3 separate regions of the Homo sapiens genome follow, and all the other regions are linked to region 3. A link is a contact called in ENCODE Hi-C or POLR2A ChIA-PET data. All regions are on one chromosome and are shown on one strand. Each heading gives the region's core, a stretch centred on a gene start or an enhancer-like site at or near the end of the contact. The rest is flanking DNA. Distances are from core to core; before and after follow the strand shown. Region 1 holds the start of KGD4 (alpha-ketoglutarate dehydrogenase subunit 4). Region 2 holds the start of PIK3R1 (phosphoinositide-3-kinase regulatory subunit 1). Region 3 holds the start of IPO11 (importin 11).

Region 1 (3,355 bases), core at 8-2,507, 6.8 Mb after region 3:
CCAGGCGTGGTGGCGGGCGTCTGTAATCCCAGCTACTGGGGAGGCTGAGGCTGGAGAATTGCTTGAATCCAGGAGGCAAAGGTTGCAGTGACCTGAGATCACGCCACAGCACTCCAGGCTGGGCAACAGAGCGAGACTCCGTCTCAAAAAAAAAAAAAAAAACCACAAAAACAAAACAAAACAAAACGGGTTAATGGCCTCTCTGTAGTCACTGAATCCCAATAGACCATACCTGGGTTCAGTAATTTATATTTCTAAAAAGATCCCAAGACTTAGAAATCACTGATGTATATCATCAAACACATTGGTCAAGCTTACAATACTATATATAACCTAAGCATTATCACAGAACGTAATGTAACTTTTTTTTTTTTTGAGACGGAGTCTCCCTCTGTCGCTCAGGCCGGAGTGCAGTGGCACACTCTCGGCTTACTGCAACCTCTGCCTTCTGGGTTCAAGCAATTCTCCTGCCTCACCTCCTGAGTAGCTGGGACTACAGGCGCCCGCCACCACGCCCGGCTAATTTTTGTATTTTTAGTAGAGACAGGGTTTTACAATGTTGGCCAGTCTGGTGTCGAACTCCTGACCTCAAGTGATCCGCCCGCCTCAGCCTCCCAAAGTGCTGGCATTACAGGCGTGAGCCATAGCGCCCCGCCCGTAATGTAATTTTGGGGGAAAGATATGAGTGGCTTACATTTCAAATATTTCTGAATTTTTGAGTTATCTCAACTTGAAGCAAAGGCCCAGCAGTTCGATATCAGGAGTAATAAACGGTAAAGAAAACAGAAACAAATTACAATCAAGCAATGCCAATCAGCAAGAGAGTGTGACATGGCCCTTTTTAAGCCAGAGTAAACTCTTGTGAGCTTGCCACTAACTCCCATTTTAACGAAATTATTCATTTTAGGAAACCGCAAGGTTTTTTTTTTGTTTTTCTTTAATTTTTTTAATCTTTGCAAGAGCTGTCAGATAAGAAGGTTGTATTATTTATTTGGTTCCAGATAAAATTTTGAACTATATCGAAATTATAGACTGGCTTTCTGGAAAGGAAATGGTCCTAGACAATTTATAGGCTAATGAGCAGAGACCCACCTTAACAAAATTTTGTCCCCAAAACGAAACAATAGAACACACGTGGGTGGATCCTAGTAGGGAGAAGGGGTGGGCGGGGTCAGGCACAGGGGGCGGAGCCAGCCCCACGGCGGAGGAGAGCCCAGTCCGGTCTCCGCCTCCGTGACGTCCCGGGAAGCACCGCCCACAGCTGCCCGGGACTCCAGTGATCGCCGCGGCTCGCTCGCGCCCCGGAAACTGCCCCTTCTCGGGGGTCATGATGGGCAGCAAGATGGCGTCTGCTAGTAGGGTCGTTCAGGTAAAGCAATTTGTCGCGTTTCCGCATCTTGGGCGGTAGGGACGGTGCTGACTATGGCGACGGCGTCGGGGAGTAAAGGCGGTGGCAGAGGCAGAGCGGTGACCGCGCCTCTGCGGAGGGCCAGTGACGGCGCCCGCGGGTGTGTGTGAGGATGGGACTTTGAGCCTGTTGGACCGGGCAGTGAGGTGGGTCCGGCGCCGAGGGTTCGAGCCTTGCGGCAACCGTGCAGCATCTTGGCAGGTAGGTCCTGTACCTACTGCCGGGATCCCCCGCTCCTCCGCCAGGACCTTGTTAGTCTTAGGCGTGTGCGGGTGAGGCGACCCTGGCGGTAGCCTGGCCAATCGCCGTCTAGGATTGGCTGTGGTGCCCCCGATCAGCCAATCGGAAGGAAGGCGGTAGCGGGGCGTGGAAGGAAGCGAACCCTGGATCTGACCCACTGTCCCTTCAAGGTCTCGGGAATGGTCGGGCAACTGGCCCCGCGTACTGCGTCCTCGCCGGAGCGGGTTCTCCCCAACCTCTCCAAGCGTCTGGCTACAGGCCAGATGAGGGAAATAGAAAAGTAAACTTAAGTTTAATTAGTATGTGTGTGTGTATATTAATGTGTGTGTGTGTGTGTGTGTGTGTGTGTATAAGCGTTGGTTTCACAAGCCTATTTTCCCCTGGTTTAGATAGACAGCTAAAGTAACTTTGTTAATCCACCTATCAGCTACTAACTCCTGATAGCCTTTTTATTTGTTTCTTCAGCTGTGGTTCTAACTTAGGTAAAATTATTATATAAGTGGAACACAACCTCCACTTTTGTGGTTGGTTTACATAGTCTTTGAACCCTGAAACTATATTATTTTATAATTGACTTTTATCTTTGATATGAGAAGTACATTCCGCTTTATATAAGTACATCTCTTAAAAGACCTTTTTCTAAATTCCTGAAATTGTTGTCTGAATGATAATCCTAGATCCCAGTCTTTGGTCCCATTGCAATGAATGATCCTTACTTATTCAGTAGGTAGTTACTGAGCATCAACTAGTTAAAGATTCTGTAAGGACTGAGAGACTGACAAAGGTCTGTTATCCATAATATATAACCATATGTATCAATAATATATAACAATTTAAAAATGGGTAAAAGACTTGGCGTGTTGCACAAAAGATACCCAAATGAGCAATGAACATTTTAAAAGGTGCTCAATATCATTACTTGCCAGGAAAATAAAAATTAAAACCATGAGGTCCTACACATCCACCAAAATGACTAAAATTTAGACGTCAGTGGTGATGAGAATGTGAAGCGTCTGAAACCCTCAATATTGCTGGTGGGAATATAAAATGTTATAGCCACTTTGGAAAGCTGTCAGTCTCTAATAGTTAAGCATGTATCTACCGTATGACCCAGCAATTCTACTCATAGGTTTATTGCCCAAGAGAAGTGAATGCACATACTGTCTCTGTACGTAAATGTTCACAGAAAAAAAAGAGTTACTAGCAAAGAACTGGGGTCCAGAGCTGAGGGGTTCCAGCCTGGCAGCAGGAGTGTGGCATCTCAGCAGGCAGGTACTATATATACTGCCATGGGGTCCCTGGCTCTATTTCTGATAGCCCCCAAACCACAAACAATCTCTATGTCTGTCTTTTGCATAAACAAATTGTGGTAGTTTGTTAAAATAGTACAGTCCAAAGCAATACTAACAGCTGATGTGTGCAAACAAATGAAGAAACTGTGAGATATACAGTAAGGAATGGTCTGTGCCCTTCTAACATAGGAACAAAGACCTGTACTCACCTATTTAGAATTCAAATCAGGTTCGTGATTGCGCTCTTAAAAAAAAAGAAAAAAAGAGAGAATACAACCAATATGCTAATATAATATCACTTGAGCCTAGGAGTTTGACGCTGCAGTGAACCACAATCACCCCACTGCACCCCAGCCTGTGTAACAGAGCAAGACCTGGTCTCGAAAAATAAATAATAAAGTATGTGCTAATATTA
Region 2 (3,721 bases), core at 283-2,782, 5.8 Mb after region 3:
TACTGCAAGGCAAGGTATATCATTCCATTTACAGACAGAGAATGCATGAAGTCCTTCATTTCACACAGTAGGTGTGAAGAAGGTACCTTGGTAAATTTCCTATTTGCTTTCAGATAAAGTGTATTCTTAAACATGATGTGGGTAGCTGCCTGTTTTTGTGTCGCCTCTGCAAGAGACATCTTGGAATAATAGAAACACCAGTGTCTGAATAGCCTAAAGTGGAGCTTACTTTTCTGTTAGGTGAGTCACCTTTAAAAATGATATTTTTTAAGGATAAGCGATGAATTTTAGGACGTTCTTCCCTCTACTTCCAACGTCCACAAGAATAAACCACCAAATTCAACGTTTTACAGAGGCCAAGTGCTTAGGTTTTGTGTGTTTGTTTTTAAGAGTTTTCTTGCAAGGAAACTGGGAGGGAACTATAAAAGGGCTTTAGGCAAACAGGGTGGGCGGGTGCAGGGCTTTAAGCTGCAGAAAGGAGAATCTGGAAAGAGCTTTTAGGAAGCAGATTCTCACATGTTTTAATATGAAAGAGTGGCACACGTGGTGCTGGCATTCCATCTTACCATCAGTGGAAGGTTTGAACCAACATCAAATTTTTCTGGAGCAACTTAGGTAATTATTACTTGAAGAATATGCATTTCAAAACTAACACCTTTAAGAGACAATGTAATTCACCTGCGCTTCCCCGCCCCCCCCGCCCGCGCCAACCCCACCCCCCGCCAACCCCGCCCCCGACTCCGCGAACGCCGAGGGGCCCGTGGTCTGCCTGAGTGACCTCCATTTGCTCTGTCATCTCAGGACTAGAAGCCATCAGCCAGCGTACGCCCTCAGAAAACTCTCTTCCCTTCTCGCGGGTCCGCCTGGCTCCCGGAGGCGGCGGTGCCAGGCTGCCGGAGTTAGCCAGCGGCAGGCTGCGGGCGCCCGTCCCTCCGGTTCACCCTTTCACCCCTCCTTCACCCCCGGAGCGCCAGGCGGGTGCCGCGGGTTTTCCGCCCACTCGGAAGGCAGTGCTGGCGAGACCAGGAATTGCAGGGCCTCTCCGCTTTGGCGAGCTCTGGAATCCGAGTCCTCCCCACCCCAGCCACTCTGCTGGGGCGCTAGGGGCTCGAAAAAGCCTGGGGTTGGCTGAAAGACACTCGGATTAGAGACGCAGCCAGCCTCCAGGGAGGTCTGAACTTGTCTTCGACCTCCCCGAACCCCTCCGCCTCTGCGCTGGGAGACGCCCAGCAGCCGGGCGGGCCCGGGACGTGTAGAGCCAGAGCACTCCGCAGCGGAGGCAGCGCGCGGCACGGCCGCCCGGGGCATCCCCGCGGCTGGGGGGCGGAAGGCGAGGGCGGTGGCAGGAAGGGTCCGCCAGGCCTGAGCTCGCTCCCCCACTGCCAGCCGCCGGCTCGGAGGCCCGAGCCGTGCGGACGGAAAGGGGCGGAGCCGCGGGCTCTGGTTGGTGTGGGCTCGGGGGCGGGGCGCGCGGGGCCGGGCCGGAGGCGGGGCTAGCGCCGGGCGCTGGAGCTGCGGGCGCACGGAGAGGAGTCGCCAGCAGCTGGAGCGGAGTTGGAGGAAGCAGCGGCAGCGGCGAGGGCGGCAGGCTAGCTGTCGGAGACGGCAAGCACGGATCGGGCACGGCCGGCGGGTCGCAGCCGGGCTGGAGGCCGGTCGGAACCGAGCGGGCAGGAGGCCACCGCTGCAGCGCGGGCCCCGCAGAGGAAGGAAGCCGGCGGGCGGGGTAGGTAGGCAGCAGCAGCCCCGGGTGTGTGTGCTCGGGCGGGGGAGGCGGTGCATGTGTGCACGGCTGCCGCGACTCTCTTCCTGTCACTGGCAGCGGCTTCTCCTTCTGCAGAGCCCCGCCGGGGGGAAGCGGGCTGGCCACCGGCCCTCCCCGCCTCCGGCATCTCCTGGCCGCCGGGCAGCACTACCCCCGCGCGCGGCCGGCGTCCTGTGAGATCCCCGCCATCCTGACTCCCGTTTCCCCCGTCCTCCTGCGAGCTGGTCCTGCACGCCGCCGGTCGCATTTGCCCCCGGAGTTGCCGACGAGCTCGGGCTTCCTCCCACCCTCCGTCACCGCACACTTCGGAGGGTCCCCGCTGTCGCCTTGCTGCAGTTTTCCGGGGCCCCTCACCGGAGGAGAGCGCCCTGGCCGCTGCCTTCGTGTTGCGGGAAGGAGCGCTCCCTTCCCCCGTGGCCCTCCAGCTGCAGCCAGGGTCGCTGCCCGGGCCCTTCCCGGGGCGGGCGAGGCGGCGGTGGTCCCCGGAGCTCGTCCCCTAACCCCCGCCTTCCGAAGTTTGCCGCCCTCCTCTTCCGGGGTGGGGGAAGTGCGCCTCGGGGCGGTTGGTCGCTGGGGCCCTAACTCAGCGTTTATTGCCAGCCAAGCTTGGGCAGGTTGTTGGAGGCATATTTAGTGGGGTCTTGGAACCGCCCGGAAATCCAGCTTTTGGAACGTGGGGCGAGGCGGGAGGGACCTGCCCAGCAATATGGAGCCGGCTGGGGAGAGCCAGGGAGCCTGCAACCCGGAGCTAAAATATCGTGGGCAATTCTCTGGAAACCACAGCTCTAACCTAAGCTCAGAAACTGCCCCTCAGATCACAAGACAAAGAGAACAGAAAACCTCTGGCCAGGCACTCCTGTACAGAAATACACTTTGATAACCAGAATTGGAGCCTGAAATGCAAGGATATATGCAGAATGGCTGTTACGTGTTGAATGCAGAATGTGTGTCAACTGGGTTTGGGGGAATTCTTCTGTTTCCCGGGGCGCTATTAATATCGGAAAGGTCTCACTTCCACCGTTAATCCCTTGAGCTGCAGCGCTGTTGGTGTCCGAGTGTGAGTCTGCTCTTTATTTGGGGGCTTCATGATTTTAGGTTTTTTTTCTTTTTTCTCTTCTTTTCCTCTTTGTCAGCCAGTGCGAAGTACCAATGGATAAAGCAGTTCCGGGTTTTGAATGCAACATAAGATTGTCATTTTGGTGTGATGAGGCTCAAGTTTTAGTAATCAGGAGGGATATTCACAGAGCTTATTGGTCAAGGCTTGATGTGGAGTTATATTTTAATGCTTCATTAGTTCTGTTACGTTTTGGCAACCTTAAAGATGGTTAGATATTAGCTAGGAAGGGTTGGAGTGGGCAGACAGGTTCATTTCTTAAGCAGGTTATTAGAATATTAGATTGTCACAGTTTGAATTACTAGGAATTTGGTGACTTCTGCACAGAAGGCCACAAGTATCTTTTAACATTGAAAAAGGAAGAAAAAGCAACTCACTAGCTATACAACTTTTTGACAGATTACACTGTTCTTGAAAAACCGTTTAGAAGAAAGCAGATAAGAGTTTTCTTAGGTGCAAAAGTTGATTAAACTTTAGGAAGCAAGTGTTTTTGACCAGTATAAAGAAAATAAGAGTAATGTGTGGGGGTGTGTGTGTGTGTGTGTGTGTGTGCGCGCGCGTGCCTGCGGCTAAAGTTTGGGAAGAAATGTTGGTTCAGAGTTAAGGTTTAAGTTGGAAAGGCCAGTGGAGGAGGCTCCCTGCCTTGCAGAACTGCTGGGTATTGTCACTGCTTGCCTCTTCAGCTTTTATATGCAGGTAGGTACTAGATAATCATATTACTTTTTCCAGAGAAGTGGATAGATTTTTATGATTGGGAGAAAGTTTAATGTATCTGATACTGGCTTGCAAAGTGTAATGTGCATTTACTTTTAACTTTCATCTTGACTTGGGACCTGTTCTTA
Region 3 (3,748 bases), core at 854-3,353:
CCCGGCCTATTTATTTTTTCTTGAGATGGAGTCTCGCTCTGTCGCTTAGGCTGGAGTGCAGTGGTGCGAACTCGGCTCACTGCAACCTCCGCCTCCCGGCCTCAAGCGATTCTTCTGTCTCAGTCTCCTGAGTAGCTGGGATTACAAGCGCATGCCACCACGCCAGGCTAATTTTTGTAGTTTCAGTAGAGACAGGGTTTCACCATGTTGGCCAAGCTGGTCTTGAACTCCTGACCTCAGGTGACCTGTCCGTCTTGGTCTCCCAAAGTGCTGTGATTACAGGTGTGAGCCACTGTGCCCGACCTCAACATAATTTTAAATGGTCAATTTGTATTTTATTATGTATGGATGTATTGTGATTTAATCATTTGTGTCATTGGTGGTTGTTTAGGTAATTTTATCTTTTTACTTTAAAAAACAGCCCTTGTGTGATCGACATTCTTGGAATGCAGAGCTTGGTTCAAATCCTAACATGGCCTTTTACTAGCTGTTTGACGTTAGGTGGGCTACTTGACTTCTCTGTGCTTCAGTTTCTTCATCTGTGAAGTGGACATAAAGAAAATACCTACCTCATAAGGGTTGTTCTGAGGATTAAAATAGATAATTCCCATAAAGATCTTAAAACTGTACCTGGAATATTCTAAATTAGCAATAAAGGTTTTCTATTATTAATATTTTTGAACACTCTATTTCCTTACAACTTCTTTTACTATTATTATTATTATTTTGAGACGGAGTTTTGCTCTTATTGCCCAGGCTGGAGTGCAATGGCGCGATCTCGCCTCACTGCAACCTTTGCCCCCAGGGTTCAAGCGATTCTCCTACCTCAGCCTCCCGAGTAGCTGGGATTACAGGGGTGCACCATCATGCCCAGCTAATTTTTTATATTTTTAGTAGAGATGGGGTTTCTCCTTGTTGGTCAAGCTGGTCTCGAACTCCTGACCTAAGGTGATCTGCCCGCCTCGGCCTCCCAAAGTGCTGGGATTACAGGCGTGAGCCACTGTGCCTGGCCTTACTATTATTATTTTTAAGAAATATATAGTTGGTGTGTATTTTTAATTAATTTATTTATTTTGAGACGGAGTCTATTTATTTATTTATTTATTTATTTGTTTATTTATTTTGAGACGGAGTCTCGCTCTGTTGCCCAGGCTGGAGTGCAGTGGAGCAATCTTGGCTCACTGCAACCTCTGCCTCCAGGGTTCAAGCGATTCCCCTGCCTCAGCCTCCTGAGTAGCTGGGATTACAGGCGCCCGCCACCGCGCCAGGCTAATTACTGTATTTTTAGTAGAGACAGGGTTTCATCATGTTGGCCAGGCTGGTCTCGAACTTCGGACTTCGTGGTCCGGCCGCCTCAGCCTCCCAAAGTGCCGGGATTACAGGTGTGAGCTACTGTGCCCACCCCTTATTATTTTTGAAATGGGTGTGTGTGTGTGTGTGTGTGTGTGTGTGTGAACTCTCTATATGTCCCAGGTTGGCTTCGAATTCCTGGGCTCAAGTGATCCTCCTGCCTCCATATCTGGAGTAGCTGGGACTACAGGCGCGCGCCACTGCGCCTGAGTAAGTTCTCTTTTTAAGGATAAGAAAATTTAGGTGACTATGCTAGCTTTTAGCAGAGGCAAGCAGAACTGGATTTATGTCCTTTTACATTTTTCCACTCTTGCTATTACTCAGGAGTAAGCGCCAAGCAATTTGGGTAACTTAAAAAATAAATATTTGCGGGAGGGAGGGTGGACTGATGGGAGTAAGATTCTTTAAATAACTCTTCTCTGCTGTGACGGATCCGCTATTGATATCTAGAATATAAAGCGTGAAATGGTTCTGATTGAAGCTTCAATCAACGCAGGAAACAATTGAGCTCCCTGGGAGTCGGAGAAACCAGACCTATGGTTTCCATGGTGACAGATCCGGCTAGTCCGGACTCCTGGCTCTTTATACTGCGCAAGCGCACTGCGCAAGCGCACACAACTGATTTGGATACCCCGCGCCTTTTGGTTCAAAGACAAAGCCCCTCCTTCCCCTTCCCGCCGTTCGCCTATCGCCTTCTCTCTCTGCCGGTCGCATGCGCGCTGGTCTCCTGTGACGTAGTTTTCGCGCGTCCGCGTCGTTTGGAGCTGCGACGCCAAACATGGCGTGTTCCTAGAAGCCGCTTTCGGCATCAGTAGGCGGCGGCGTGGGGTCTGGCAGCGTGGGGAGAGGGACCAACCGACGCCACTTCGTGTTGGGAAGTGGGAGCGGGAGGGCCGGGCAATTCCCGACCGAACCAAACGGTGAGGCCCCGGCCCGAGAGCCACCGAGCGCGCGGGAGTGGAAGGGAGTGGGTTGGGCACCCGAGTCCCGAGAGGCGGGAGGAAAGTGGGGCTACCAGGAGATGAGGGATAACGGTAGCGAGGCAAGGGCGGCCTGCAGACTTGGCTGTTTGCGCAACCTTAGGAACCCGGGGAACTGGGGGCTGGCCGAGGCAGCCCGGGAGTGGGCAGCATGGTAGTGGAGCAATCAGGGTGCGGGGTGGGAGGGACCGTATGCTAGGCTGAGCAGAGGCGAGTGTACCCATCGTGACCGCGGTTGCGGACCTGGGTGATGCATTTGCCCTTGGGGGATAGGTGGTGCAAATTTTGAGATAAAGTGGTTATCTCGAGTATAAGACCGTTGTGCATTGTTACTGCGCACGCGACCTTGTTGCTAATAGCAATAGTGTGATAGCTTTAAACATTAGACCCTTACATGCTTTTAATGAAAAAGTGAAGGTAGTTGTCCGTTTATAGAGAGGAGCTTCATGGAGAGGTATGGCCGCCAATTCTCAAGCTCAGCGACTCCTGTAGATTTATATTTGGGGGTATTTGTGATTCAGCAAAACTACTTTTGCTTATTACGTGTGTCATTTTTTCTTTATTATTTTGTGACATGTTGGTGAATGAGAGAAGTACTATCTGAAAGTGATTTGACTAAATAGCAAGGACTGGTAAATTACCTACTAGTGCCAAGGTTGCAGTTGACATACCTCCTCCCCTCCATAATTTAAACGAGCTCAGTTGTAGCGCGGTAGTGCCCTTCAGATTTCGGTTATTCTTCAGAAGGAAGAATAGTTTGTAGCCATAATGCTTTTCCCCCTCCTGGGATAGGAATTTTCTTCCTCCATTTTCATGTTATTTCAAACTTCTCTGTTCAGTAGAGGAGCTTCAGATTAAGGGCAGGGTGACTCTTCTATAGGAGACATCCATTGCATGACACATATTACATCTTTCATCACTGAGGAAAATTTCGGTGAAAGTAGAAACATTTTCCCTTTTGGTTATGATGGGACTGGTATTTTCTCTGTTTCTGCAGTAACCTAGCACAGGGTATAGTAGAAACAATTAATTATAGTAGTGGCTTGTGGCCATATATTATAGTCTCAGGGTAGGAGGGTGGTCTCCGCCCTAGTTGAACTTCTAAGGCCAAAGAGAATTTTCACCACAAACACATTTGGCTGTGGTAATGTTAGAGGTTTTAAACAAATATGTAAAGATTATCTGATCATTAATAGAACAATTTTTAGATTTTGTGATGTTTGAATATATTTGCATTTGGAATCAAACCAGAATGCAGCATGATCCTTGTAGGCATGTGGCTATTAAAATACACTGAAGATTTTTCCAGAAACAAAATTTTTTTTTCTCAGCAATAAAAATATTCAAATTTTGGGTAAGGTAATGTTTGATTATTTGGATTTTGACCTTTGTGTTATATATTTGTACCTGTGTGTGTG

The links. A loop is a pair of places that touch in the nucleus more often than their neighbours do. ChIA-PET counts read pairs that join two places held with the same protein, here RNA polymerase II (POLR2A). Pooled maps may share reads with other maps.
Region 1: a pooled map shows a loop between it and region 3 (17-fold over the local background). The contact joins the promoter of KGD4 here to the promoter of IPO11 in region 3. A Hi-C loop is called at or near these places in 3 of 50 pooled maps.
Region 2: a pooled map shows a loop between it and region 3 (7-fold over the local background). The contact joins the promoter of PIK3R1 here to the promoter of IPO11 in region 3. A Hi-C loop is called at or near these places in 1 of 168 maps with a recorded cell type or tissue (CD8-positive, alpha-beta T cell) and 6 of 50 pooled maps. POLR2A ChIA-PET finds 5 or more read pairs at or near these places in 1 of 52 experiments (CD4-positive, alpha-beta memory T cell).

Annotation. Positions count from the first base shown.
Region 1 is chr5:69,216,503-69,219,857 of GRCh38, forward strand. KGD4 (alpha-ketoglutarate dehydrogenase subunit 4) reads left to right here and starts at 1,258. Exons shown (of 4, transcript NM_033281.6): 1 at 1,258-1,369. The coding sequence starts at 1,328. RefSeq lists an enhancer at 1,540-1,834.
Region 2 is chr5:68,214,224-68,217,944 of GRCh38, forward strand. PIK3R1 (phosphoinositide-3-kinase regulatory subunit 1) reads left to right here and starts at 1,533. Exons shown (of 16, transcript NM_181523.3): 1 at 1,533-1,726. RefSeq lists silencers at 710-929, 1,150-2,249.
Region 3 is chr5:62,410,660-62,414,407 of GRCh38, forward strand. It overlaps IPO11 (importin 11), which reads left to right and starts at 2,104. Exons shown (of 30, transcript NM_016338.5): 1 at 2,104-2,270. RefSeq lists an enhancer at 2,025-2,214 and a silencer at 2,545-2,594.